Linked DNA regions of Homo sapiens: regions 1, 2 and 4 are each linked to region 3. The links are chromatin loops, found by intact Hi-C in ENCODE. Cell type or tissue: heart right ventricle. All regions are shown on one strand. Links, peaks and the distances in the headings refer to the core of each region. The heading gives the core; the rest is flanking DNA. Region 1 overlaps SMG6 (SMG6 nonsense mediated mRNA decay factor). Region 2 overlaps SMG6 (SMG6 nonsense mediated mRNA decay factor). Region 3 overlaps SMG6 (SMG6 nonsense mediated mRNA decay factor). Region 4 overlaps SMG6 (SMG6 nonsense mediated mRNA decay factor).

Evidence for each region. Hi-C counts contacts between places; a loop is a spot of excess contacts. Peaks named below come from ENCODE experiments on the same cell type or tissue, not always from the same donor. Only the 100,000 strongest peaks of a DNase experiment are listed, where the experiment ranks them.
Region 1: a loop joins it to region 3, with 2.8 times the contacts of the local background. A loop is called at or near these places in 23 of 110 quality-filtered maps.
Region 2: it touches region 3 in a loop (2.1-fold over the local background); 22 of 110 quality-filtered maps call a loop at or near these places.
Region 4: a loop joins it to region 3, with 2.7 times the contacts of the local background. A loop is called at or near these places in 17 of 110 quality-filtered maps.

The regions. Positions count from the first base shown.
Region 1 is chr17:2,082,349-2,089,707 of GRCh38, reverse strand. It overlaps SMG6 (SMG6 nonsense mediated mRNA decay factor), which reads left to right. Exons shown (of 19, transcript NM_017575.5): 14 at 3,807-3,983. Among named protein-coding and RNA genes, the nearest start is that of SMG6-AS1, 3.7 kb to the left of the region's middle. RefSeq lists enhancers at 1-48, 1,720-1,769, 4,231-5,143, 5,599-5,678, 5,749-5,808 and 2 more. In heart right ventricle, for the core only: no CTCF peak of the experiment used is centred there; DNase peaks (open chromatin) are centred at 1,807, 3,907, 4,549 and 5,117; H3K27ac peaks cover 5,000 bases.
Region 2 is chr17:2,104,107-2,111,465 of GRCh38, reverse strand. All of the region lies in intron 13 of SMG6 (SMG6 nonsense mediated mRNA decay factor), which reads left to right. Among named protein-coding and RNA genes, the nearest start is that of SMG6-AS1, 18 kb to the right of the region's middle. In heart right ventricle, for the core only: no CTCF peak of the experiment used is centred there; a DNase peak (open chromatin) is centred at 3,668; H3K27ac peaks cover 3,140 bases.
Region 3 is chr17:2,171,334-2,178,692 of GRCh38, reverse strand. It overlaps SMG6 (SMG6 nonsense mediated mRNA decay factor), which reads left to right. Exons shown (of 19, transcript NM_017575.5): 13 at 5,834-6,035. Among named protein-coding and RNA genes, the nearest start is that of SMG6-AS1, 85 kb to the right of the region's middle. RefSeq lists enhancers at 751-2,215, 5,064-5,800. In heart right ventricle, for the core only: a CTCF peak has its summit at 3,564; a DNase peak (open chromatin) is centred at 3,622; H3K4me3 peaks cover 1,464 bases; H3K27ac peaks cover 5,000 bases.
Region 4 is chr17:2,119,286-2,126,644 of GRCh38, reverse strand. The region is part of intron 13 of SMG6 (SMG6 nonsense mediated mRNA decay factor); the gene reads left to right. Among named protein-coding and RNA genes, the nearest start is that of SMG6-AS1, 33 kb to the right of the region's middle. RefSeq lists enhancers at 2,692-2,741, 3,947-4,006. In heart right ventricle, for the core only: a CTCF peak has its summit at 3,870; DNase peaks (open chromatin) are centred at 2,622, 3,694 and 3,913; H3K4me3 peaks cover 752 bases; H3K27ac peaks cover 3,771 bases.

The DNA.
Region 1 (7,359 bases), core at 1,150-6,149, 89 kb after region 3:
CCTCTCCACATCTCACTTTCAGTTTTCCTTTCTGCTTGGTTCTTTGCGTGTGGACTTGATTAGAGTGATAACTGGAGCCCTAAAGCTAAAGGTTTCAGTTCCTGCTGCAGTGGTAAGCTGCCTCCGACAATCTTCAGGGGAAGGGAAAGGGGCTTTCTTTCAGCTCTTCCCTGACCTAAAGCCCCAGTTTTCTTTCCCAAGCTGATTGAAATGATTTGTATGTGATATTTTGTCAATTAACTTGGGAATTCTTGACAATCGCCTACACAGTGCATCTCCCTCCAGAAGGGTCAGGACTGTGACTGAGAAGGTACACCGCAGAGGAGAGGTCCGTAGGCTCCCCAGGGTGTTCCCTGGCTGGCGGCCCTTTTAGTCGCCTCTATCCCCAGTCCAGCCCCACGTGCTAATGTAGCCCAGGAAGGGAGCCTCTCCCGCCCAGCTCTTTCTCCTCTGGAGGATCCAGAGTTTGCCCCCAGAGCTGCGATATACATGCCACTTACATTCTCTGGTTTTCATTGATATAGAGTGGAAAAATGTGCTCACGAGCAGAGTTAACTGTGGGGATGATGTCACAGACTTCATCTGGAGTCCTTCCTCTCCAAGCAGGGAGTCCAGCTTTAACCCCTCTCCTACCAGGAAGTCCTCCTAGACCAAGCAAAGATCATCTTGGAATTGGCTTTTTGTCAGTGGTTTGAAAGGCTTCTTTCATTATGAAGTCTCTTATTAACTGTATTTAAACTGTCTTGTGTTGCTTTTTCCCTGACTCAAGTGCTGGAGGCTTTGTCTAGGAGAATATTCCCGTAAGTCTCCTACAGAACTCCAGCATCAAGAGAGCGGTGGTCCTCTCCCCAGTGGGCTTATTCCCCCCAAGTTAAGACAGAATGCTTTTGCAGACAGGCCAGTGAGCTACAGACAGAAGGTTTCTCTGTGCCTCTGGGCAAGCCCTGGACATTCTGCCTCTCAGTTTCTCCATCTACTAAAGAGCTCAGACTGTGCACTTCTCACTCCCACAGTACACTTTACACAGCTTTGACCATCCTCCCTGCTGCTTGGATTGCAAAGGACAGGGTACTCTTCCAAAAGACAGACAACCTTTCTCTCTCCAAACAGGTAGAATCCTTTCCAGGCCTGTTAACACCAGGTCAGAGACCCCAGTAGATCACAGCCTTTTGCATATCAGCCAGCAGTTGTCCTTGTCCTAGAGAAGGAACTAATAGCTATGACAGACACAATCCCCAAGGAAACCAATTTCCTTCTAAATGGGGCGGAAATGAAAACTGGGAGAGGGCTACTCCTCGTTGCTTGTGTCCATGGAATAGGCAATTCCCACAGACCCTGTAAGGAAGTGCTGCAGGTGGCCTCAGGATGTCCACATCCCTGGGTCCTGCTGTGCCCTGGAAATCCCCATCTCCAGGAGTCCCACATCCACACATGTGGCTTTTCTCCCTGTCGGCCAGAAACCATGCTTTCTTAGCCACGCAGCATACCATGTAGCCCGTGCTCTAGCAGCAGCAACACTCCTGCCCGCCTGTCTGTGCATGTGTCCGTGGCACACTCCTGTCCTGGGCAGGTTTCCTCTGCACACTTAGCAGGGGTGCCAGTGTACCTCTCATCGTCCAGGTGAGGCCAAGGACAATTGCAAGCTTTTCCTCTGTCCTCTTCTCACTCCTTAGCTCCCCTCTCCTCTCCATTCAGTGGCAGCAGCCTCACACCAAGAAGGAAAATCCTGGACCCATTACATAATTCTCCATAGTGCAAGCAGTAGCTGGGGCGTAAGGTCAGAGGTCATAGTGGGGTCAGGTGGCTGACACACACTGTAACGACAAGGTGGTTAAAATTAGACCACAGAGAGGAAACTGGCAGTCTTGTGGAAATGCAGAAGTTTCCTATGCAAGTGAGAGGCTGGAGATGCAGGGAGGCCACTGTGCGTGCTGCCTGCCAGGCTATTACTCATTTCGGCTCTGTTCTTTAATGCCTTTTAGCCCCTGCTTCTGTATTTCTAGCCTTCCTCATCACATGTTTGAATACACGCAATGGAACCAGGCTTACCTGCCCTGGGCCAAGACAAGCTTCCCTTCTCCTTCACGGAGGCAAGCCCAGGACCAGGCACCCCAAGCTCAAGGGGCTGAACTTTTTCTAAGCCCTTCTGGGTAGCCGAGAACCTTCTACATCAACCTCTCAGGTGAAGGTGGTCAAAGTACTTAGCTTGAGATTCCAGCCTATAATGGTAACAGGGCCAATGGTGAGAGAAAGCAGAGAACACTCCTAGACCGTGTAGGAAAGCGGGGTTGGCTTTTTGGTGAAGGTGGCAGAGGATGCAGCCACAGAGCACACAGTTGACCGGTGTGTGCCGCACTTTCCTGGGCAGCCAGCCTGCACAGCGGTGCTCATTTATTTCCACTGTCTTAGAGAACATGGGTCATGCCTGCTTCATCTGCTCTCTGTGGTACCCAGCCGAGCTTCCCTGGGCTGTCCGTCTTTACTGTGAGCCTACTGTGTGCACAGCTTGTCCTTACAATTCTTGCCAGTGACGTACGAAAACGATGAGATTTAGGCTTTGCCACCAGAGGGGTTGCTGTCCACATGAGAGAGAGAACACCTGCACCTGTAAAATGATCATCAGTAGTCTCCAGGTTAGTACTTCCCTATGTGCTGCAGATAGAAGGCTTATTACTGTGAAGTTCCTTTCACACTAAGAAACGAGGATGCATTAAAAGAGAGGCAGGGGCTAGTCAGTGAGGATGAAGGGGCCGTCCCCTGTGGCACGTCTGGCCACGGACGTGTGTTTCCCATGTGGAATGGCCTTCAGCTTTCAAGCTCCAGATCCAGCAGGGCCCCTCTCCCTTGGTGAGCACTCAGCCAGTAGGGAGAAGAGGATGCTGGAGGCTAGAGATGAAGAGAAGGGCACACAGGGGCAAGCATGGAGGAGAGTGTGAGCCAAGCAAACGGGTGTGGAGGAGAGGGCATGCAGGTGTGGTGCCTCCAGAAGGGGGGCCCAGACTGGGGGACGGTGGACACTTAATCTGAGACACTTACACATTTGACTGTTGCTCAAGATACTGAGTTTCATCTCAGCTAAATCAGCCCAAGCTTCTCTGACAGCACTGACTTGTGTGCTGATGTGGCCACATGGGAGCAGGTTGGCGTAAACGTCAGAAAGAGTATAGCTTTGGTGAAACATCCCCACCTGCTCTGCCTGTCTCTCTCCTGACAATTTCCTGCCTGACTCTAGTCTCTTGAGCATGAGGAGCTCTTAGATAGGGCAGGAACCTGTCAGGGGAAGCCCAAAATGATCTGGTTGAAATGAAACAGCCAAGAAAGCCCTTAGCATTCAATTTGCACTTGGGCTGAAAATTCTCCTTTTGGGAGTCTGGAGCAGGGGTGCTGGGAGAGGAGTGGAGAGTGGCAGCGAGGGGCCCCAGAAAGCTCTATGCTGTGAAAGCACTCCACTCTTCCCTCTGCTGGTTCTAGACCAAACTTAGAAGATATGTCATATATTCTGTTTTGTATCAGGACCTTACTCAAATAAATGTAAGGCACCTGTCACTGGTCCCTGGGGTTGTCTGCTGCCCCAGAGATAACCTAAGGAGAGATAACCTCAGAAGATCTTGATCCTCAGCCTGCCCTGGGCCCTCACTTACCACCTGACATGCCCTTGTGCCCTCCGCACCCCGTCATTCATTCTGACCCCCTTGCCTGGTAGCTTTGACACAGTTCCCCTGTGCCCCTCAGCCGGCAAGCAACATCTCGTCTCCATCTTCCCTTTCAGAAAATGCTGTTTTTCTTCTCTCCCTCTCACCCTGTAGGTTATTGCAGCTGACTGCAAAAGGGTCACAGTGCTGAAGTATTTTCTGGAAGCCCTTTGTGGACAAGAAGAGCCTCTGCTGGCATTCAAGGGTGGAAAGTATGTGTCAGTGGCACCCGTCCCAGACACCATGGGAAAGGAAATGGGAAGCCAAGAGGGAACACGACTGGAAGATGAGGTACTATGCGGGAAGAGCCCGCTGTGGCAGAGGGAAGGCCCCCTCCCCATTCTGCTCGTGGCTTCAGCTTTTCCTCCTGCTTATTTATGAGCACAGAGAACAGCGTCTGTGTTAATGTGACCAGCCAGCTTCTCGAGAGTGTGCTCTGATGGTGCCCCTTCCTGCCAGTCCACCCCGGTGCCTCCATCCTACTCCACTACGAGTTCCAGATGCTTCTTTTAATGCTGCATTGAGGAGAAGGGAGGAAAAGAAAGAAAGGAGTTGAATAATGTGCAGCTCTCGAGGCTTAGGAAAGGGAGAGGGGGGTGGTCAGGATCAAGTTTATAGATGTGTGGAGCCCAATGCAGCACAGGCCTGAACTCCAGCCTCCAGCACACGTACAGGAAGAGCTGACATTGCTGGCCCTGTGTGGAAAATCACCCCTCCCCTGCCCTACCCTCCCTCCCTTGTTCCCTCCCTCCCTCCTGCACATCCTGATGTGATTAAGGAATTCTCCTCTTGTTTGTTTGCCCTTGGTTGTTCCTGTAGCCCTTGCTTCACTCCAGACTCGTGTGTGTGTGTCTGTGTGTGTGTGTGCGCGTCTGTGTGTGTGTGTGCGCACGCGCATGCACATGCATGAGCCTGTGTACCCGCCCCTGCAATAGTCCACTGGCAGTTGCCCTGCCCTATATATTGCCATTGCCTATTTGTGTCTTTCTGGGAGTGATTGTTGATGTGGGTCTGTGTGTGCTGGGTTTGTGTGTCAGTTTAAGTAAACACTGCTGCCAGCTTCCCTGCTCTCTGTGGGTTCTGAGTGGTTGTGAGTGTGATGTTGTTGGAGCATGTATGCATTTAGTATCACTTCCAGCTGCCCTGCTGTGTGTCTGGGTGTGGGTATTTCTGTCTGGATGTGTGTTCACACACACCTCACTTTTACCTGAAGGTTGACTCTTCTTTTTACCCCACAGTGTTAAAGACAAGAGACTTAGGTGGGAAGGAACATGGGACTAAGGGAAGGGACGGAAGCGATTCTAGCCAGGGGCCAGGTCACCCATAGGCCAACACAGTCATTTGGCCTGCAGCAGTCTCAAGCGCCCGGTAGAGCAGGGCGGGGTACAGGGATGAAGTCAGCAACAGGCCAAGGAAGCCAGATGTCAGCTGGAAGCTGTCGTTTGTGATCTGAAACAGTGATAGAGTGGCCACCTTTGGATCAGAGTCCTGAGAGCAGCAGAGTCTTGGACTGGCTTCATTAGAATAACTGGAGAGCCCCACCCCACCCCTGATGACATAGGGCTCAGCTTCCAGGACAGAGGTGGTTCCAGGGATAAAGCTGAGCCTAGGATTCCAGACTCTCCAGATGAAACCTGGGCAGAGAATAATGGGAAAGAATGAGCTGTTAGCATGGGAGGGGACAGCAGGCTTGCTAAAGCTGGCAGGGCATCCAGGCTTCAGGCAGGGCAGAGCAGTGCCACCCAAGCCCTGGGTACTGTGTGGGGAAGCACAGGTGGAGCAGTGCCTCCGTCAGCTCTTTCACCCGCACTTTCAGGCTGAGGGCACAGCCAGGTTAGCTCCCAGGCTTGCCCAAAGATGCCCTGTGGCCAGGGGAGCCTGCAGTCCCAAATCCAGTGAGGCAAGTGAGGCCCAGAGAGGGCCACAGCACCAAAGCCAGAGAAGGCCTTCTCTGCCCTCACAAGGAACAGATGACTTCTCTGGTCCCGGATCTTGGTAGTGCCACACTTTTTTTTCTCGTTCTAAGGCTTATTGACCAGACAAAGGTTGTGACCCACACCAGGCTGCCCACTTCTTCCTTTTCCCACGAGTCTCCTGGGTTCCTTCATGTTAGTGGCCTCTGGGAAACTGTGCTTACCCTGGTCTGTGTAATTTCATAACCTTGCACTTCCTCGTTTACTGTGAGAGCTGAGCCAACCTCAGACAAGCTTCTCTGACCCTCTTTTGACCTCAGTCAAGCTCACTTCAAGCCCCGTGATAACCTTGTATATCCCTAGTCAGAGCAGGCAGAGGCAGTGTTCCCCCATGGGCTAGGCAGGCATTCTGTCCCGCTCACTGCAGTCTGGGTTAACCTCATGAACAAGGAAGTGAATGTGCAGAGTTTTCCTTCTTTCCACGGCCTGGGCCTCTCTGGAGGTGAGCGCTGTGACACTATAGCATGCCTGTGTCAGATGAATGGTGACTGTGGACAGCATCCCAGACCCCTGACATCTCTTAGGATAGTGACAGTTCTGGCCCCATCCTCAGATCTCATCTCTCCCCAAACTGCAAAACTGAATCACTTCAGCAGATTGGGAGAGGTAGGGAAAGGTGTTTCTTCAGACATAGTTCTTTGTGAATAGAACACAGTTTAGTCGCTTAGGGATCCTACCAAAACACCCCTAGATTCTGCTCACAAGGCAAAGTATACCCCCGTCATCTACCCAGCCACCCACCTGAGTAATCCCTTTCAGTCAAGAGATTCCATCTGTATATGACCTTGAGCTGGACAGTTAGAGAAGAGAGCAGTCTGTACTGAACAGATCTAGGGTGGGCCTGCAGCAGGCCTCACGATGCTGAGCCACTGAGGGCTGGATCTGAGCTTCTGGTCTGGATTCAGGATGGCTTAGCTTATTATTATTGGTAAGAGCATAAACTTTGGAGTCAGATTCACTTGGGCTTCAATCCCTGTTCTGCCTTTACTAGCCATGTGACCCTGAGCGAGGTGTTGACTTCTAAACCTCAGTTTGTTCATTTATAAGATAGGGATGGTGATAGCACCTATCTTATCTCACAGGCTGTTGTGAGGATTAACTGAGTTAATACATGAAAAATGGGTAGCCCGGTACCTGGCCAGTAATAAGCACTCAGTAAGTGATAGCTGTTGTCATCACTGTCATTATTATAATCCAGTTAGAAACAGGAACCTTCTACTAAATTATTCCCTGTGTACCCATGCTAACCCTGTCCCTCAAAGGAAGCTATCTTGGGCAGCTGCATGTTCTCTGTTGACCAAGGCCAAAAGTAAGAAAGCAAGGAATGGAGCCTGGGACCACCCAGGGAGTGATGGCTGCTAAGAGCTGAGGCTGCAAGTAGGGAGGTGCCATCCTTGGGGAATGTGCCACCAGCCTGGCAGGAGGCTCCTTAAGCCAGCCAGCCACCTCCTACCCTGCCCAGGCCATTGAGGGCAGCTGAGCAAGGTCATGTCGTGTGAATTCCAGTAAAGGGGCCCAGCAGTCCTCACACCACCAGGCTGGAGTCTTCAAAAGAAACCAGGGCGAGGTCTGCTGAGCTGCAGCATCTGTCCCTGATGCTGTCTGCGGCAAGGGAACTTCCACGCCTCATTCCCAGCTGTTGGCCAGAGCTGATTCCTATCAGATCGTTAGCATGAATTAGATTTAAGTTGGGT
Region 2 (7,359 bases), core at 816-5,815, 67 kb after region 3:
TACTGCAGCCTGGGCAACAGCGAGATCCTGTGATCTCAGAGGACCTCTTTGAGCGAGATAAGAAAGGACCTCTCTTTTTTGTGGCTTGCACCTTCAAGTCTGATCAAATATTACCTTTCTTAGGGTCTTCTATTCACCATCTTATATAAAATAGCAATACTCTTCCCCACCCTGCCGCTCTCTGTCTCCCTTACCCAACTTTTTTTCACAGTACTTCCCACTACTGTCTGCTTATTTGATTCTCAGTCTCAGAAAAATGTTTTAAGTTCCATGGGAACAGGAGCATTGTTTTATTCACTGCTGTATTCCTGGTGGTTTGAATAGGGCCTGCCACACCATAGCATGTGCTTAATAAATATTTATTGAATTTCAGTAGAATACATTTAGAACTCAGACTGTGAGATCAGCCTGAAACACCTCAGATATCTTACTTTGTGTTCTGTGAGGCTCTACGAGCTCCTCTGATAAGGAAACTGGCACTGAAGGTGGGCGTAGCGGCCTTCAGATGTACCAGGCAGCTCTTGCCGTAACACCTATAGCCTACACATCGAAATGGAATTGGAGCCGCTTAATTTTCACAGTAAATACATATATAGCACTCTTTGTTTCTGGCCTTCAAATTTGTTGATGACCCTCCTGATATTGATTCCTCTGGGGTGGGAGCTCTTTCTGGGCAGCGTGCAGACTGGAGCACATGTATATACTTTGCACATTATTTTGCCCAACTTTTTGTCATTTGAGACCCTGCTTGGCTGGGGAGACTGTTGTTGCTGACCTCTCCCAGGCCTGTTGGACTTGATGATGACTGATGGACTTGAGCACCTCATCAGGGTCTTTCTTCCGTCTGCTTTCCTTTGCTGCTTCCGCCAGATCTTTCCATCAGTCCCCCCAACACAGAGTGCTTTATTGTTGATGATCCTTAGTATTTGGCATGAAATGTGCTTCACAAATGATGTTGATTATCTTTAAAATACCGTGTGTGTGCGTGTGCGTGTGTCATAGTATATCACCACTTACATAAATGTATCTATAAAAGGCATAGAGAGAGCTCGTAGTTAATCACATATGTCAGTAAATGCAGAACTATCTCTGAAGAACATACCAGAAACTCGCAACAGGGCCTAAAAATCAAAGGTGGGAAGGTTTTGTTTTTAAAATTCGGCCTTTGTATTGCTTTTTTTCACCATGTGCCATGTTTCTGAACTCCACGTTACTAAGCAGCTTTGGCTTCAGTTTGGCCTGGTACTTGATTCTGAGATGCCACCATATCTCATTGAACTCCTTTGGTACTTTGTCAGCAGCAAGAGTGACTTTAGCTTAAGTAACAGAATTAAGTGACAGCTTTTAGTTCTGTGTTGTCTTTTTTTTTTTTTTTTTTTTTTTTGAGATGGAATCTCACTCTGTCGCCCATACTGGAATGCAGTAGTGCAATCTCTGCTCACTGCAACCTCTGCCTCCGGGTTCAAGCAATTCTCATGCCTCAGCCTCCCAAGTAGTTGGGACTGCAGACGTGCACCACCACGCCTGGCTAATTTTTGTATTTTTAGTAGAAACAGAGTTTTGCCATGTTGGTCTTGAACTCCTGAGCTCAGGTGATCCACCCACCTTGGCCTCCCAAAGTGCTGCGACTACAGGTGTGAGCCACTGCGTCTGCCCTTGTGTTGTCAATTTTTTTAAAGTTTAGGGTGTATATAGGTTTCTCTAGTATAGGCTGGTCCAGAAATTTTGTCTCTGTTTTGTCAGTATAAAGCACTGAAACTATACTTCAAAGTAGTTTATAATGGTTTGCGTGTCTATATGTGTTCTTCAAAAGTAGAGTAAGCAGCACGTAGTTATTGGATTCCTGTCTCTAATCCTATTCTTAATCTACTGCCTTGAAAATATTTAATAAAGAATGAGAAAGGCCATGCACGGTGGCTCACACCTGTAATCCCAGCACTTTGAGAGGCTGAGGCAGGCGGATCACTTGAGGCCAGCAATTCAAGACCAGGCTGGCCAACATGGCGAAACCCTGTCTCTACTAAAAATACAAAAATTAACCAGGCGTGGTGGCACGCGCCTATAATCACAGCTACTTACGAGGCTGAGGCACGAGAATCACTTGAACCCAGGAGGTGGAGGTTGGAGTGAGCCAAGATTGTGCCACCGCACTCCAGCCTGGGTGACAAAGCAAGTCTCCATCTCAAAAAAAAAAAGAGAGACATATATTCTAACAGCAGCTTTTTGGTCTCTTTTTCAAATCCTGTGAGAATATACTACATAGACTTGGTAATCAGGAATGGATCAGATGAGATACTGTCAACTCTAATGCTATTTTGCCAGGACAACCTGCAGAAAAATACATCTTCCTGTTCTAGATAGATGTCATAGCCTTTATTATGCTCTGTGCTAGTCATGAGAAAACGCCAGATAATTAATGTATTGTCTCTGGGGTTGAGTTTACTCTCTGAAAAATGGGGATGACATTAGTTATTTCATAAGATTTTAGTAAGGATTAAATGAGATAAAATAAGTGAAAATGCCTAGGTTTTTTTGCTCTGTCGCCCAGGCTGGAGTGCAGTGGTGTAATCCTCAACTCACTGCAACCTCCAACTCCTGGATTCAAGTGATTCTACCACCTCAGCCTCCCGAGTAGCTGCGATTACAGGCGCCCGCCACCATGCGCGACTAATTTTTTTATATTTTTAGCAGAGACGGGTCTTCGCTGTATTGGCCAGGCTGTTCTCAAACTCCTAACCCTCAGGTGATCCACCCACCTTGGCCTCCCAAAGTTCTGGAATTAAAGGGATGAGCCACCACACCTGGCTCAGAATTTTTTTATTATTATTATTATCTGAGACAGAGTCTCGCTTTGTGGCCCAGGCTGGAGTGCAGTGACACAATCTCGGCTCACTACAACCTCTGCCTCCCAGATTCAAGCAATTCTTCTGCCTCAGCCTCCTGGGTAGCTGGGACTGCAGGTGTGCACCTGCAGGTTTGCAGGCGTGGGCCTGGTTAATTTTTGTATTTTTAGTAGAGACAGGGTTTCACTATGTTGGCCAGGCTGGTCTCGAACACCTGACCTCAAGTTACCCGCCCGCCTCGGCCTTTCAAAGGCCTGGGATTACAGGCGTGAGTCACTGCGCCTGGCAAGATTTTTAAAAATGAAAGTTTCAATATGTGTTTTCATAGTGGACGCTGGGGATTGGAGAGTGGCTAAGAAGACTCCAAAGAGGTCCAGTTACAACTCAGTCACACATCAGATTCCCATGTCTCCTTCTGGATCATCCTGTAGTTTCTATAGCTGTTTTCTGTAATTCATGCAAATTCTCTGTAATCCTTCATTTCCGTTTTCTACCCACTTAGCTGTTGCCATTATTTTGAGGCATTGGATGTAAAAAACAAAACAAAACAAAAAAAAACCTGTTAGATTTATCTTGTAGGCTAAGGCTCAGAAATTGGGCAAGGTTCAGGTAGCTTTTCAGAAGGCGAGGCAGGTGTGCTTAGTTACACTATTCCAAGATTCTCCCAGAAATAGAACTCTAAAGTGAGGACTTGGGTGCCCTTGAAGGAGAACAACAAAATACCATTTTGGAAATAAAATTCTGCTGTCCTGGGTGTTCCAGCCCCTCCCATGCTGGCCTCCTTTCGGCACCATTCCTTTCTGCAGTCCCACCCCGCTTGGCCCTGGCACGCAGTCCCATGAACATGCCACCTGCCTTCTCTCTCTCTCTGGCCCCATCCATTGGCTGTTCAGTTTATTTTTTCCACATCCTCACCCTCTTCCAGCTCCAAGTTAAATAACCCTCACAGATGGCTTGTTCCATCAGAGCTGTTTAAGAACACAGAGCAGTGAACTAGTGCCCAGAGGAGCTGCCCCAGCCCAAGACTGCCCTTCCTATGGAGGCTCAAGACAACTGTGTCATCAGCTACCTAGAGGCCCAGAGACAGTGAGCAGAAAGGCTGGCAGGTTGGGTGGTAGAATGTCTGTTTAACACTATAATCCTCTAGCAGCTAACAACTAGTTCTCACTTAGATTTACAAGTCAGAACCAGGAGCCAGATACACTGCATACTCCATTTTCCATAGAAGACATAGTACTTCGTAGCTGGCATTTCTCCCCCACTTTTTTACAGCATGGAAACCCAACAGGAAATGACAGTCCCCATTTGTGTTTGGGATCATGGTTTCAGTCCTTAGTGAACCTCTTCATGAACTCCCGAGAGGTCTAGATCCCTGCCCTGCCTGACCCAAAGGGCAGGATTTCCAGCTGTCAGCACACCCATGGGAAGACAGGGAACTTCACATGCCTATTAGGAATCCTGCATAGAGTCTGGGCACAGTGGCTCACACCTATAATCCCAGCACTTTGGGAGGCCAAGGTGGGCAGATCACCTGAGGTCAGGAGTTCAAGACTAGCATGACCAACATGTCAGGCTAAAATACTAAACTACTAAGTACTGAAATACTAAACGTCTCTACTAAAAATACAAAACTCAGCCAGGCGTGGTGGCACATGCCTGTAATCCCAGCTACTTGGGAGACTGAGGCAGGAGAATTGCTAGAACCCGGGAGGCGGAGGTTGCAGTGAGCCGAGATCGCACAATTGCATTCCAGCCTGGGCGACAAACCGAGACTCTGTCTCAAAAAAAAAAAAAAAATTCCTGCCTAGAGAGAAGATCCCAGAATTTCTTTCACTCTTTCTTTCCTGTCAGCAGGGACACGGAGGTTTCCTGTCTGCCTTGTCATCAGCTTTGAAACATTTTCCTCCTGCATTCCCCCATATATGTAGTGGCCTGTAAGCTTTGCCCCCTTCATGTTCCCAGCATCCTCCTTCCCTCTCTCATAATCGGCTGGGTCTGGTTAATTTTGCCCTTGTGACAGGACAGCCTTTCCCTTGTCCTCGGAGTTATTCCTGTGGGACATAAGACCTCTCTGGTCATGGTCTCCCTCTCTTTCCCTTCCTTCTTGCCCTTTCCTCTCTAACTATAGCCTTTGTAAATAGACTCCTCTGAGGTCACCGAGGAATGGTAGTATGTGCCTTTGCTGCTATAGGACTCTCTTTTCCCCCAGTAAGCAGAGTTCCCTTGAGAGACCCCCCTCCCTTCCTTTATTAAAAGGCACGTTGGTGGCTTATCTGCTTGAACTCTGGCATAACAGGGCATGGAACAATGGCATGTGCAGAGTGCTTTGGCCAAAGGGAAATTAACTTTGAGCCAGAGACAGCAGTTTGAAGAAACTTCCCTTAGTAAGAAAAGAGACAAGAAGAAAAGTGATGGGGTGGAAAGGGAAAATTCTATGGCAGAGAAGGTCTCCCTGAGAACTCAATCAGAAATCAGTATCTCCTCCTTAAGCCTGGTTTTTCCACTGAGAAGTAAACTATTATTCTCTCTTCTCCTCCTTCATACCTTCTCCAAGATCAAGCGTTGCCAGATAAGTAACACACCCTGTTGCTTGCAAAGTAAAAGTTACTTGGATTGACAGATTTGTGGAGCCTTTGGGTGCCAAGTATCAGGAGGGAGCTTTGATTTCCATTTTCCTGTCTTCATGATGGACTTTACTCTTTACATTCAGTAGAAAAGTTCAAGGCTGTGGTGCAGACAACTTTCAGAGGTTACCCACATATAGGTCTTAAAACTTAACATCTGGCAGTTACTAGTTTCCTATATTCATTCAGCTCATCAAGTATTCAGCTGAGGTTTTGCCCATATTATGTCCAGTGAAATGAAATGAATCTAAGTGATAGAACTCTTTTTAGGGCAGGTATCCTGAGAAATTTTAAATTTCAGTATTTCTTTTCTTGCCTGTAGCTTAGCCAAGCACCCATTCAATTTGTGTTCCTCTAAAGGCAAATTCGTCAGAACTGTTTCTTCTGTCCTGAGGGCCTTTAGGCTACTGCTGAGTCTGGGCAAGTGTTATTTATTTATTTATTTATTTATTTTTGAGACAGAGTTTTGCTCTTGTTGCTCAGGCTGGAGTGCAGTGGCGCGGTCTTGGCTCACTGCACTCTCCGCCTCCCAAGTTCAAGCAATTCTGCCTTAGCCTCCCAGGTAGCTGGGATTACAGGCACCTGCCACCACGCCCGGCTAATTTTTGTATTTTTAGTAGAGATTGGGTTTCACCATGTTGGCCAGGCTGGTCTCAAACTCCTGACCTCAGGTGATCCACCCACCTTGGCCTCCCAAAGTGCTGGGATTACAGGTGTGAGCCACCACGCCCGGCTGAGTGTAATATTTTTTAAGTGAGAAAGACTTGAAGTAGGCTGAGTGCAGTGGCTCACGCCTGTAATCCCAGCACTTTGGGAGGTCGAGGCGGGAGGATTGCTTGAGTCCAGGAGTTTGAGAGCAGCCTGGGTAACATGGTGAGACCCCATCTCTACAAAAAAAAAAAAAAAAAAAAAAAATTAGCTGGGTGTGGTGGTGCATACCTGTAGTCCTAGATGTTCAGGAGGCTGAAGTGGGAGGATCACTTGAACCTGGGAGGTTGAGGCTGCAGTGAGCCAAGATCACACCATTGCACTCAGCCTGGGCAACAGAGTGTGACCTTGTCTCCCAAAAAAAAAGATGACTTGAAGTAGAGACCTTTCCCTATACTCTTTGTGAAAGTGCCATTACCTTCATAAGAGGCCATATTATAATATAATGAACTGAGCACAAACTTTGGAGTAAGACAAATCTGGGTTCAAAGCCCAGCTTCATCACTTCATCACTTGCTTTTTCTGAGCTTTAGTTTCCTCTTCCTGTCTCACAGGATTACCATGATAATCAAATGAAATAACATAATTCCTAGTAACCATCTGTCACCACTTCATCTACACCACAGCTTTCCCAGTAAAATGGGATATTTAGGCCACCAAGAAAGCGTGATCAATGAAAATTGCAGAGGAAGTAAGATGCTAACTTGCTCTACCTGCCACTACCCTGAACCTTTTTTTTTTTCAACCCCCTTAACCTCTTTAAAGAGCTTCTGGCATGCTCATGGGTTTTTCTTTCTAGAACTTTCCCTGCCCTGAATTTGTTCAGTATGCATTGTCACTTGTGAGGACTTCTTTTCACAATAAATACCCAAGTGCTTTAGAATGTCTGGATGGTGGCCAGGCACAGTGGCTCAAGCTTGTAATCCCAGCAATTTGGGAAGCTGAGGCAGACGGAACCCTTGAAATCAGGAATTCGTGACCTGCCTGGCCAACATGGTGAAACCCTGTCTGTACTAAAAATACAAAAATTAGCCAGGTGTGGCCGGGCGCGGTGGCTCACGCCTGTAATCCCAGCACTTTGGGAGGCCGAGGTGGGCGGATCACGAGGTCAGGAGATCAAGACCATCCTGGCTAACATGGTGAAACCCCGTCTCTACTAAAAATACAAAAAATTAGCCGGGCGA
Region 3 (7,359 bases), core at 1,223-6,222:
GAAATCAAATAAGGCGCCGACCCCGAACATATTGGGGGCAGTGGATGGTTGAGGTGCTCTGATACTTGAGAAATCCTGGAACGAGGTTACTGTGACCTATTGCTGGCCATAGGGTTCCAGCTGCCCTGCTTAGAACATGGAGAGGTTTATATTCTTGCAGTAGGGCAGGATGACTAAGCTTCAGAATTTGATTTGCCCTTTTGGGCAAAATTGATTTAGGGTGAGTACTCTCCCAAAGTCCCAAGTCGACTTGTTGGTATAAATGAGAAAGATAGAAGGGATTACCTTCATCTAAGTCTGGTCTCTTTAGGGGTCACCCAGCAAACATCTCTTATTCTTAGAGGATGGTGTCTTGCTGCTCATATCTTAACTCCTGGAATGGTGGCCTTTGATACCTTTGTCTCTTCTTTGTATCATGTGGCATCTGGATGACACATTGTTGCTAGAAATCTCCAGGAGCCGCATAGAATTCTCCCCATCTCCAGCCCAGCCCAGGGCCTCTTGAGCTACCTAGCACTGAGGTACCAGAATCAAATCCTTCGCCCAATGCAAACAGAGTTGGCATGACATCTTGGCTTTCCAAGAGGCATGCTAAGCCATTTCAAGCCCGGGTATTATTCTTTTAACTCTGCCACACTTATTGGATTCAAGTCCATTTCTGCTATTAGCTGCTGAATTCCTGCAGTTTTCTCCAGTGGAGTGAGAAGCTCTCCAGGGCAACAGTGGTCTTATGTTAGCCTCTGACCCCTGCGTGGACAGTTGTAGGCTAGGATATAATGGCCCACAGGGAAACCGTTTGAAAAGGCAGATATTGCATGTCTTAGGCGTGGTTCTCTTGTTACAGCCATTTGTCTTTGTGTCTGTACCACATGGGTGTCCTCTTTTTCAGCTTCTTTGTGCCTAGCTTCTGTGCCATCTTGGCTGTATTTCCAGATCTCCTCACTCCAGGAACCAGAAGACCCAACTTGTTTCCCATCTGTACTGCTTCTCTGATCTTCCATAGCTCTGAAACACAATGCACGGCTTCTTCTCACTCAACTCTTTCCGGGTTTGTTCTGCAGCTGTGGAGTTTGAATGTTAGTGTTTAAACAAGCTGGTATTACACAGGAAATGGCCACCTCCACAGGCCCCAGCAGGCTTGTAACATGGGGTCATTGTACTTGATGTTAATCACCAGTCAGCTTGTTCCCCCAGTAAAATATGAAGGAGTGTGTGAGTGCCTCATCCTCCTTAGACTTGCCAGGAAGATGGACTGAGTCTTGGTCAGGCGTTGGTGCTCCACTCTTTTCAGACTCTCTCCTCCTCTCAGTCCTGCCCCAGTGGAGCTTTCAGAAAAAGTCCTGCCTGACTCCTTCCCTATGAAGCTGGCAGACTGCCTTTCTGAGTTCTGGGCAAGAAGGTAGATTATTGTGGTGTGACGTGTCTCACCTGGCATACCTTAATCTGTCAGAGGATGCTGCAGTTGGGTAACCTCTCCTGTGAGAAAAGCAAAATTTTAGGAACACAGAAACCCATGGCCCCTCTGAGAGCAGGGCTTCTCAGTTCCCTGGACGTCAGCTGCCTTTCTACAGCTATTTGCAGAACTCACCTCAGCCTGAAGGGTTAATCTGATTCCGGAGTCAATATCCCCCAAACAACCAGCCAGGAGTGTGTGTTGGTTTGTTTCTGTGAAATGTGTTTCCCCAGTCACCTGGGCTGGCCTGGGCTGCATTGTATCGGCCAGCAGCTGCACTGCACTCAAACTGACAGATACATTAAACCTTGGAATTCTGAGGCAATAAAAAGTAAATTAACTCTTATTTTTTTCCTTTCCTGGTGGACTAAGTGAATGCATGTCTGTAGGGAAGCAAGTGAGCCTTGGTTCTGAGTGCATACTTGTAACTAGTCACTGCTGGTTTGTCCCAAACTCGGATCTGGCTTTCCGACTCCAGCCAGGGCTCTGCCGTCCTGGTGTGTGGTGTGTTCTGTGGGGTTGGGCCAGTGGGTCACCTTGCAACTGCTGATCCCTGCTCTCTAATCACATCACAGCTGCTGAGAGACTCCCTGGCCATCATTCTGGGAGCCATAAGCAGGCTCATTGGACACAGTTGCGTATTCTCTGGCTGCTTTGTGTCTGCTTGGTGAACAGTCCACCCTAACTTTAGCGGGATATTGTGGACTCTGGGAATTTCCCTAAAATATGCATTGAACCAGAACAAACCAGAAGGACCTGCATGAGTCCACAGCACTCTAGAGGGTCCATTTAGAATCAAAAGTTGTTTGAGATTATTTGGGAAACCTTCTGGGAAGTTATTTCCCAAGCATTTCCAAAAGATTGGCAGCTGTTTACAGATCCTCATCGCCACCCGAATTTGACTTTTGGCTCCTTGGCCCTGGCCAACCTTGAATCCATAGGGCCTAAGGGCTGCTGTCGGGTGAAGGCTAGAAGGTGCTCCTGGTTGGGATGAGGAATTAAAGCAGGAAAAAGCTAAGCTTTTCTCCTTCTACAGACAGGAAATCCTATGTGCACCCACAGAACTGACCTCCCAGCCCAGAGGCCTGATTGGGGTAAGCTGAGGTGATGTTGCCCAGCTTCCAGGAATTACCTCATCCTTTTGCAAATATCTTAACTTTTGAGTTCAGACATCTCACCTGGTTTTTCAAAGCACCTCTTCCTTTGAGTTTCCTGACACTCCCTCACTCCTGTAGAGAGTCACTGTGTCGCCCATGGGTCTCTGGGTAGTTGTGTTGTGTTCATGTCTGTGGTGTTCGATGAAAGGAGATAACTGATGATATGAATGTGAACTGAGTTTGGGTGATCCCACTGAAACACCAGAAGAAGGCAGCTACTCACAATCAGAGCACAAGACCAATTTGAATTAACCAGAGCAGAAGTGACCTCTCATTGAAGCATTTTGTGTATTTCCTTGGTTCTGCACAGTCTAGCTTGGCTCTTGGACCACTTTTATTTATATTTCTGAGTTGGGAACTCTGGGCACTCCCTGTGTCTTTTGGCATCAGCTGCTTTCTTACAAATCAACATTGAGGTAGGGATTCTCGTCCACCTTATTTTTGCAGTGAGTCTCAAGGTTTTGGTACAAGGTGGGTGGTAATGGGCAAAAAGGCGTATGTGGGCAGGGGTCCCTAGTGGTGGCCAGCAGTCTCTGGGAGGAGTCAGTTTTGGTTTATCTGAGCCTTAGGGGACAGGAGAGCATGGTAATGAGAACCACATGGTACCACATATTTCTTCATCTTGGATCCAAGATGGTAGGGGTGGGAGGATGAGAGAGGGATGTGGGGCCTCCCACTGTGGCAGCCGTGGGTAATTTTCGGCCGCCTCTCTCTGGCTGGGGATGCTGCTGCCCACACCACCCCCAACCCCCAACTATGTCCTGCAGCAGCCTTGACCTGCACGCACCAACCAGGGCCCCCAAGCCAAGAATTCAGCTGGGAGACTTTTCACCTTCTTCCTTCTCACTGTCGTCTTTCCTGTTTATTTTCCAAATTGCTGCTCTGCAGCCGAGCAGTGCCTGTTGGCCAAAGCTCACCAGTGCTGTGGGATCAGACTCAGGCAGCGGGCTCAAGTGGCCAGCAGGGCACTGGGGGAGGAAGCGGGGAACTGGAAGAGCCTCCCTGTGCGTCTCCCATGGGCAGCACTAACCTCGGAGGCGGCCCTGAGCAGCCCTATCACATCCGGTGCTTGTCTCTGCAGCCGGGACCGGAGGATAAACTATCAGGGCTGTGGGGCAGTGCATCATTCCTCTTATTATTTTCTTCTCTGCAGATGGGGTCGTGGAAAGTTCAGTTCCTTTTAACCCTCGAAGTTCTGTTTATTCTACAGCTGGTAGCCTGAATGCCGCGTTTCCCATTACATCACAAAGGAGCTCAGGCAGATCTCTGCACAGAAACGTGTTGCAACTGTTTATTTTTTTCCATATTTAAACATTTCTGACAGCCAAACCCGGCTGAGCCAAAAGATGGAGCTTTGTGAATGAGTCTGGTTGTCGGTGTCTGCGCTGAGAGAGGCTTTAGAAAACTCGTCCCTCCGGTGATTCTTCCCAAACATGTTCTTTTTCCTGGGTAAAGCCTGTGAAGCGAGTTACTTCTGCAGTACACGTGTGTTGATTATGTGCCGTTGTGTGATTAATGGGGCTGTGTTCCGTCTGGTTCCCAGGACACTCTTGAAAACAAGATGTTTCATTTCATTGCCTTTTCCTAGTGCAATGATTACAGTAAATAAACCATTGCAGCCTCCTTCCACCTGGAGCCAGTCAGGGAGTTCCCATACCTCTGCTCCACTTTCTCCCCCACTGTCACCTTCGGTGGCATGTCCCTTGAATGCTTTCTTTTCTGCCATCTCCCAAAGATTCTTGGTCTCCAGGAGAAACAAATTGCTTAGATCTGAGGCCCCTCCCTAGTAGGACTCATAGGCAGTAACTCCACTGGGGAGATTCCAGGATGATTCTTCTTTGTTGTTTTTAGCAAGAGGGTCTCACTGTGTTGCCCAGGCTGGTCTTGAACTCCTGGCCTCAAGTGATCCTCCCTTCTCATGTTCCCAAAGTACTGGGATTACAGGCGTGAGCCACCACACCCCGCCCAGGATGATTCTTACAGCTCTCTTTACATATTGCCTCTTGCCACTCTAGCTCATGAATCTAATTGTGAAGCTTTTCTTTGTAATTCTCCTATGCATCTCTCTTCTTTTAGAGTAAAACTTAGCATCCATAGGATATTATCTGTTCCAGACTCCTGGTTAGGTGCTTTCCTGGAGAAGAAAGCCAAGTCTGTAGCCTTGGCAGGCCCTATATGCTTACCACAATTTGTAGTATCCCTGGGCAGGCCAAAAAAAAAAAAAAAAAAAAAAAAAAGCTTTATGGATCCTCAGCACCCACCAAAGCAGGAATCTGACCCACAGTCGATTTTTGACAAGTGATGGTGACAGAGAAATGAACCTCTTTTTTTATAATTCTATGCTGAAATTTCAATTAAGGAGAGCCAGACTTTGCAGTTTCAAGGTTTCTTCTCAGGTTCAGCCAGGACCTGGTGATACGCAATTAGGACAGCCAGCCATCCCAGTTTGCCCAGGACTGGGGGGTTTCTGGGGACGTGGGACTTTCAGTGCTAAAACTGGGACAGTCCCACACAAACCGGAATAGTTGATCACCCTGTATCTCACCTTCCACAAATGAGAGAAAGGAGAGGTGTGGAATGGCTGAGACAGCGCTGATGAATTGTGTAAGAGGCTTTACCTTCCTGTGAGGATCTTGATGGGCCAGGAATGAGGTTTTTGTTTGTTTGTGTGATTGGTTGATTGATTGATTGATTGCCTGCCTATATATAGGGAAGAGATTTCTAAAGCATTGTAGGAGGAAAACATGCATGACTCTTGCTGTATTGTGACTAGACCCTCCATGGCTGTGGCTGGAGGAGGAGAGGCTGGTGCTCAGTTGCTGTCTGTGTGGCATGTACTTGGCTGGACAGCAGTGGGGAATTCTGGGAGCAGCCACAAGCACTGGGTGTCTAGAGTGTTTGAGTAAGCGTCTCAGGCACACTGTCTGGAAAGATGACAGGACCCTGCATTAGGCAACTGAGTCTCCAAATTCTTTTTCCTCTCTGGTGAGGATTAAAAACTCCCCCTAATCAATTTCAACTTTGCATAAATCCACATACACATACCTCAGATTGCTGCCTTGGGCACAGTTTTGTTTCCTAGCATTTTTGGGGTATGATTTCCTGGCAGATGCCAGCCTAGACAACATTTGCTGCAAGTACTTCCCTGCTCACAAATACTGAGAATACTTTTTTTTACTGGTCCCTCTTTAGAGCTGCTCTTTTCTTACCTTATTTCTCACAGTGTTGCTGTGGATGTATGGTCGACGCTGGCTGATTTCTGTAACATACTGACTGCAGTGAATCAGTCTGAGGTGCCACTGTACAAGGACCCGGATGATGACCTCACCCTTCTTATCCTGGAAGAGGATCGGCTTCTCTCGGGCTTTGTCCCCTTGCTGGCTGCCCCTCAGGACCCCTGCTACGTGGAGAAAACCTCGGATAAGGTCAGCCCCAGGCCAAACATCCCTCCCCATTCGCCCCTCCTCTTAATTCTCCAGACTTTTTTATTCTTGGGAAGTTTTCTGTGCAAATGGAACATGATTAAGTCATTGAGAAGGGTGTTAAGGGAAAATATCGACCTTTTAGCCGCTGACATCCAGCTCTGTGTCCTGAAAAAAAAAAGCCCTCTCGACTTCCTTTGGTGTGTGTGTGTGCTTGCTGGCATGTTGTATATACGATCATTTCCTCACTTGTTTAAATAGTGCAGCTTGTGTTGGCAGTGCTCTCACTCAGCTCCAAATGGTTTGCATCATGCTTAAAGCACCCTCCTTTCTCCCCCTTCCTCCCCGCCCCCCTCCGCCACAAAGCTCTGCACTAGGAAAACAGCCAGGGCTTTTTCCCTTCTCTGAGGAGGAGAGTGATAAATAGGTGACTAGAGAGAAGCAGACACCATGTGTTAACTTAGAAAAAAAAACTTGTAGGAATATGAAGCATTCCCCACTGCCTGGTTTCTATTTTCCTTCCTCTGAGGACTGCGTTTTAACCTGAACGTTTTTCTTGCCTGTCTGTTTATAGAAAACAAAGCCGATTCCCTGTTGCGCTGTTGGAGACTGTGGAGTTCTTAGTCTCTGCTTATCAGTTGGGTTTTCAGCCAGGTAAAGAGTAGGGGTAGTCCAGTCGGCTTCACATTTCCCACGTGTAATAACAGTTACTAGGCTAGGGAAGTAGTAGCCACCGAGCTTGGGAGCGAAGTGCTGTGTGGAGGCAGGAATACCCTGTGACTGACTTCTCTGCAGAGTAGTGAGGATCACATCCCCTGGGGACAGGCCTTTGGGGAGGCTCCACAAATGTCTTCTCAGGAGGAAGTCTTTTGACCTACATGAAGTATATACTAGGGACATAGGGAGATGTTAAAAAAAAAAAAAAAAAGTAAAAATTCCAAACATGAGCCACAAATATGAGAGACTTTATGTAGAATATAAAGTCTTGGCCCGTTGCAGTGGCTCACACCTTTAATCCCAGCACTTTGAGAAGCGGAGACGGGCGGATCGCTTGAGCCCAGGAGTTTGAGACCATCCCTGGCAACATGAGAAACCTGTCTCTACAAGCAAACAAGCAAACAAACAGTTTTTAGTATAAAAGAGTATTTGTTCACTGTGGAAAATCTGGAAAACACACACAAATAAAAAGAGGAAAAATTATCCGTAATCCTTCTTTCTACCCAGAAGTGAGAGCACTGTTATTTTGCTGATCATATATAATCGTATTTAATTTATAGTACACACACACACACACACACACACACTCTTTCATTTTCAATAAAACTGG
Region 4 (7,359 bases), core at 1,094-6,093, 52 kb after region 3:
TCCCGGGTTCAAGTGATTCTTGTGCCCCGCCTTTCAAATAGCTGAGATTACAGGGGCCCACCTGGCTAGTTTTTGTATTTTTAGTAGAGATGGGGTTTCACCATGTTGGCCAGTCTGGTCTCAACTCCTGACCTCAAGTGATCTGCCTGCCTCAGCCTCCCAAAGTGCTGGGATTACAAATATGAGGCACTGTGTCTGGTCTGCTTATTTTTTTCTTTTGTTTCCTATGCTTTTGATGTCATATCCAAGAAATCATTGCCAAATCCAGTGTCATAAAGATTTTCCCTTATGCTTTCTTCTAAGAGTTTTCTAGTTTTAGCTCTTTTTAGGTCTTTGATCCATTTTGAATTTGTTTTTGTATATGGTCTTAGGTAAGGGTTCAGCTTCATTCTTTTGCATGTGAATATCCAGGTTTTTTTAAGCTCTTTTTATTGAAAAGACTATTCCTTCCATAAGATTGGAATTGGTCTTGACACCCTTGTCAAAAGTCAGTTGACCCTGTATTTGTGAGAGTTTACTTCTAGGTTTTCTGTTCTATTCTATGCCAGTACCACACCGTTTTGATTAGTATAGTTTTGCAGTAAGTTTTGAAATCCAGAAGCATGAGCCCTTTAACTTTTGTTCTTTTTCACGATTAATTTGGCTGTATGGGGTCCCTTAAGATTCCATATGATTTTTTTTTTTTTTTTTTTGAGATGGGTTCTCACTCCATCTCCCAGGCTGGAGTGCAGTGGCACAATGTCAGCTCACTGCAACCTCTGCCTCTCAGGTTCAAGCGATTCTTGTGCCTCAGCCTCCCAAGTACCTGGGATTACAGGCATGCGCCACCACACCCAGCTGATTTTTGTATTTTTAGTATAGACGGTGTTTTGCCATGTTGACCAGGCTGGTCTCCAACTCCTGACCTCAAGCAATCTGCCCGCTTTGGCCTCCCAGAGTGCTGGGACTACTGGCATGAGCCATTGCATCCAGCTAGATTCCATATGAATTTTAAGATGTTTTTATGGATCTGTGGAAAATGCCATTGGGATTTTGATAGGAACTGCATTGAATCTGTAGATTGCTTTGGTTACTGTAGTCAGCTTAACAATATTAAGTCTTCCAATTCATGAACATAGAATGTTTTTCCATTTATTGGAACTCCGTTTTTAATTATATTCAATTTTAGGAAATTTAAATTTGTTTGGCCATATTGTAGCTAATCATCATCCTATTGGCCAGCAAGCCCAAGAGAATTATCCTCAGATTTTCTTTTCTTCCTAAATCGTAGGATCGTAGTGACGTCTTCAGAGGCCTTGTAGTATCTGAATCATCATTGGTCTCAGGATGTCTGGATTGTATGGAATGCATGGTTAGAAGGGTGAATAAATAGGGGGTTTCGGTCCCTCCAGGTTATCTCTGTCTCGGAGATATGAGAGGGCTACAAGTCTTGCCACATCAGACCCTGTCTCCTTCTCTATTTTCCCTTTGGAAATGTCTGTTTTTCTCCAGAGCCAAAGAGAACCTCTTGTTTTCCAAAAAATTAGCAAAAAGTAGACTCTGCTCTGGCAGGAATGGAACTCCTTCTGCCTCTTCCTATTTCCATAGAAGAAGAGACCATAGTGCCCCAAATGAGGTGTTTTTAAAAGAAATTCCTTCTCCAAATGGAGATGCTGATTATTTTATAGCAGCGTATGTACCTTGTTCATCATTCTGATGGGGTTCTCATGGGAACAGCAACAAAAAATGCCTTTCGGTGCCAATCATGGTTGTGCTCCCAATTGCATTTTCCTTGAGGGTCAGCAGTCTAAGAGATGCCTGCACGTTAGAAACAAAAAATAAAGAATAAACGCTGTAAATAATTAATTAAACCAGGAAACCCCCTTTCAGTGTCCATTCGTTTTTCTGCCATGTAAGAAGTAATGGTAGGATGCGGAAGACCTGTGTCCTTAGTACTGTTCCGTCTCCCTGCTGCCCCTTCCCCAGCTTCTCTCTAATGACTCCCCGGGGAGATCACAGGTCTCAGAGTAAACAGGAAACCTGACTAAGTAAAATAGGGAGTCTTAGAGCCTAGAGGGTAAGAGACACAGCTCTCCAGGAAGAAGATGCCTTTGGCCTTGGACAGCCAGGAGCAGTGGGTTTGTGGGGTTTTATATAAACACTCTGTTACGACTCTCTGCGGAGGAACCCTCCAATCCACTTTAGGCCAGAAATGGAACTTTGTTCCCTGGCCTGCCCATGACTACTCTACATCAGTCTCTCCTGAAAAGAGGCTAGAATATTACTTGTGTATTCAGAATTGGACTAACCCAGTAGTTAGCCAGTTCGCTAAAACTGATTTCTCTACCTTACTGCCCTGTGGCCTGTACCCCACCCTTATTGTCACCCCTTTCTTTGTACAGAGATAACTTCTTTACTGTAGCATTTGGGATTTCCCACACTACAGTTGATCTGTCACCGCACTACCAAAATGCCTCTGCCAACCACTTGGGTGTCCTGGTGTCAGAAGTTAGAAGTGCCCCAACTGTCCCACCCAGCCTGCTCAGCTCTCCTCTCTCTCTCCTGGGTTGTTGTTCTGGAATGATATTCCTCTTGGATTCAGTGTGTGCAGTCTGATTTGGGTGGAGCCTTGAGCTGTACACAGGAGTGCTGGTAATGTCTGGCCTTCAGTGCTGCCAAAGGCAAGAAGCTGGCCTCTCAGTGTAAAGCACATAGTTGGATTGCTGGGGCAGTGTTAAATGGAGGGTGGGGTGAGCAGATAGCACTCTCTTCCTGCTCTGTTTTCAGGAAGTGATTATAAAAGCAGCTCTAAGTTTGAATGAAATCAAAAGAATGAATTGTCACCTTCCCCCAACAAAAACCAGATGAGCACAAACATATACACAAACACACTCCTCCTCTGCACTCCATCCAAGATCCACACCCTGGCTCTGCCGGGCTTCACTTCGGTGCTATTTCAGAGCAAAGAGCCTTTGTTGTGCCATCTCCATTCTCTTCCCTGGGAGAGAGCTTAGTAGTCTTATGAATGAGAGCTCGACTTCCCTTTTGGCATACTGTGGGTTTCACTTCCCTGTCCTCTCTCCTTCCAAGAAGAGTGTGGGCAGAAGTGTATAGGTGGGAGGAATAACCATTGCCAAGATTTAATTCATCAGTTAGGGATTGGGGTTTCAGAACTGGTAATAAAATTGTTTGCAGTTAATTGTCAATGAAAGGAGTTTCTGTGCCGTTAACACACTTCCATTCCTTCCTTCCAGCTGCCTCTTTCCGTCGTACTGCCTTTTTCCTGGTACCTCCATGGGGTTTAAGCCATATGGCTCTTAGGAATATCGTTTGGAGTCTCCAGAAGTGGAAGATTTGGCTGTGCAGCACACAGCACCCCTGGGTCTACTCCTCCCCTCCCCTCTCAGCAGCTGTTTGCCACTGACCGAGGTGGCGACCAAGCCTATGTGTGTGGCCAGAGTCAGTGACAAGCCTCCCACCCAGGCCTGGGGAAGCCCTTAGCCAGCGCGGTTCCTGAGGCAGCCGCCAACACGCCAGGGTTTCCTCATACCTTCAGGGCTGCGGTGGAGCAGCCAGCGTTATGCGGCAGCATTGTCTAGCGTTGCTTCACTTGACTTCTCTGTCCCCACCCTCTGTGTTTAAGGGAATCTGGCCATCATCCAGCAGGGAAGAAGCTGGCATTTACAGAGAGTGGCTTTCTGCCACCCCTCATGTGGTAGGAGCCAGGACCACCTCCATCTCTGCTTCCTACCCATGTGGCAAAGAGGAAGGGGCCCCTCTGTGCTCAGTCTCCTGTTGTGGAGTTTCGAGTTGCCTAAGATGAGAATAAGGCTGTCTGCCAGGTTATCTGCCCAGATAAACATTTATTGTTTACAGGGACATGTTTCAGCTGCTCTGGCACCTCCCACTGGTGAGATCCTCTAGTATCTTGAGGTTTTAAGCCAGTATATGGGGCCGACGTCCAGACACAGAACTACTGGAGCTGGAGAGGCTAAGTGGCTCGCGGCTTCTAACTTAGCTTCGCCATTGCCCCCCGCCCCGCTTCCCACTGCCAGAGCTAGATTTACATCTCTTGTTCTTAGTTCTGCCTCCTGGATATTGAAGCTGCATCTACATTTTAAACCTTTCTAGCCTTTAGAATTTGGGGATTTATATGCGATCCAGTGTTAGGACACAGCAAGCTGAAGACTTCTTTTACATGGCAAAACCAGCCCTCTGACACTGTGTTTTCCTTAATAGCTAATGAGACAGCTGTTTAGTGACGGCAACAGGGATTGATGCAGATTTTCTTTTTTTAATCTGACTAGGTCCACTGCTTCCAGATATTGTCTTTTTATTTTTTTAGTGATGTGATTGATTTTCCAACATTTTATTATACAGCAAAGTTGAACATTCTCCAGTGAGCTCACTTATACCCAGTACCTACATGCTGTGATTCTCATTTTACTGTATTTGTCTTATCATGTTATCTGTTTATTTCTCTCTCTCCCTCTCTTCCCCCATCTATCCACCCATCCATCCATTTTTTCTTCTTTTAAATAATTTTTTTAATGCCTATAATCCTAGCACTTTGGGAGGCCAAGGCGGGCAGATTGCTTGCAGCCAGGAGTTCGAGACCATCCTGGCCAACATGGTGAAACCCCGTCTCTACTAAAAATACAAAAATGAGCTGGATGTGGTGACGGGCACCTATAATCCCAGCTATTCAGGAAGCTGAAGCATGAGAATTGCTTGAACCCAGGAGGGCAGAGGTTGCAATGAGCTGAGATTGCGCCATGCACTCCAGCCTGGGCGACAGAGTGAGACTATCTCAAAAGAAAAGAAAAGAAAAGACCAGCCTGGGCAACATGGCGAAACCCCATCTCCACAAAAAATACAAAAATTAGCCAAATGTAGTGGCTAGCACCTGTTGACCCAGCTACTCGGGAGAGCTGCTTTAGTAGCCCAGGAGGTCAAGGCTGTAGTGAGCCCAAAATCATGCTACTGTACTCCAGCCTGGGTGATACTCTCTCTCTCTCTACACACACACACACACACACACACACACACACACACACACACACACACACACACACACAGACAGACATGTACATATATACATATATGTGTGTGTGTGTATATATAAATAATCATATAATTATATTATAATCCCTTATCTCCACCTCTGTCCCCAGAGGCAAGCTCTGTTCTGATTTTTTCCACCAAGATTAGATTTGCCTATTTTAGAACCCCATATAAATGGAATCACACAATAAGTACATGCTCTTGAGAAAGGCTTTTTTCATTTAGCTTAATCTTTTTGAGATTCCTCTGTGTTGTTACATATATTAGTATATATTAGTAGCTCACTCCTTTTTATTGCTGAGTAGTATTCCATTTTATGAATATGTCACAGTTTATCTGGTTGACAGTGAATCTGTTTCTAGTTTTTAGCTGTTATGAATAAAGTTGCTGTGAATAGTTGTACACAAATCTGTTTTTGGACATGTGTTTTCACTTGAGTAAATGCCTAGGATTAGAATTGCTGAGTCAGAGATTAGATGTGCATTTTTTATTAGAGATCCCCTGGACCAAGCTTGTCCAACCCGTGGCCCACAGGCTGCACGCAGCCCAGGATGCTTTGAATGCAGCCCAACACAAATTCGTAAACTTTCTTAAAACATTATGAGCTTTTTTGCCCCCCGCTTTTTTTTAAGCTCATCATCTATAGTTGGTGCTATTATATTTTACGCGTGGCCCAAGGCATTTCTTCCATCGTGGCCCAGGATACCCCTGCCCTACAGCTTTTTCCAAAGATGATTTTGTTAGACTCCAACAATTATGACACTTCCCATTGCTTCACATCCTCTTTCTGGTAGGTGTGTGGTGACTGGTGATATATCATTTTTGGCTTTAATTTGTATCTCCCTGATGACTAATGAAGTTGTATGCTTTTTGTTTTTTCAGACAGGGTCTTGCTCTATCACCCAAGCCAAAGAGCAGTGGCACAATCACAGCTCACTGCAGACTTGACCTCCTGGGTTCGGGCAATCCTCCTGCCTCAGCCTCTCAAGTAGCTGAGACTACAGGTGTGTGCCACCACATTGGGCTCATTTTATTACAATTTTTTGTAGAGACAAGGTATTGCTATGTTGTCTATGCTGGTCTCCAGCTTCTGGGCTCAAGCAGTCCTCCTGCCTCACTCGTCCAAAGTGCTAGGCGTGAGCCCCCATGCCCAGCTGAAGTTGTATACTTTTTCATATGCTTACTGACTTTTTTGCCTATCTTCCTTATGAAGGATCTTTTCACATCTTCCTCCCATTTTCTTGAGTTATTTTCTTGTTGAGTTCCTTATGTATTCTGGATGTAAGTAATTTGTCAGATACATGTTTTGTGAATATTTTCACAAAGCCTGTGTCTTACCTATTCATTTTCTTAATATCTTTTGATAAGCAAAAGGTTTTAATTTTCATGAAATCAATTTATCCTGCTTTTCTTTTATGGTTATTACTTTATGAGGGCTAAAAATCCCAAGTGATGAGGATCTTCTACTCGGTTCTCCTCTAAGCGCTGTATGGAGGCCGGGCGCGGTGGCTCACGCGTGGAATCCCAGCACTTTGGGAGGCCGAGGTGGGTGGATCGCTTGAGGCCAGGAGTTCAAGACCAGCCTTACCAACACGGTGAAACCGTTTCTCTACTAAAAATATAAGACGTTAGCTGGACATGGCCGGGTGCAGTGGCTCATGCCTGTAATATCAGCACTTTGGGAGGCCGAGGCGGGTGGATCGCGAGGTCAGGAGATCGAGACCATGCCGGCTAACACAGTGAAACCTGGTCTCTACTAAAAATACAAAAAAATTAGCCAGGCATGGCAGCGGGCGTCTGTAGCCCAATCTACTTGGGAGGCTGAGGCAGGAGAATGGCATGAACCCGGGAGGCGGAGCTTGCAGTGAGCCGAGATCACGCCACTGCACTCCAGCCTGGGCAACAGAGCAAGACTCCGTCTCAAAAAAAAATAAATTAGCTGGGCATGGTGGTACATGCCTGTAATCCCAACTACTCAGGAGGCTGAGGCACAAGAATCGCTTGAACCCAGGAGGCAGAGGTTGCAGTGAGCCGAGATCGTGCCACTGTACTCTGGCCTGGGCAACAGAGCAAGACTCCGTCTCAAATAATAATAATAAATAATTCTGGGCTGGGTGCGGTGACTAATGCCTATAATCCCAGCACTATGGAAGGCTGAGGCAGGCGGATCACTTGAGGTCAAGAGTTCGAGACCAGCCTGGCCAATATGGTAAAACCCTGTCTCTATTAAAAATACAAAAATTATGGCCGGGCGCAGTGGCTCATGCTTGTAATCCCAGCACTTTGGGAGGCCGAGGCGGGCAGATCACAAGGTCA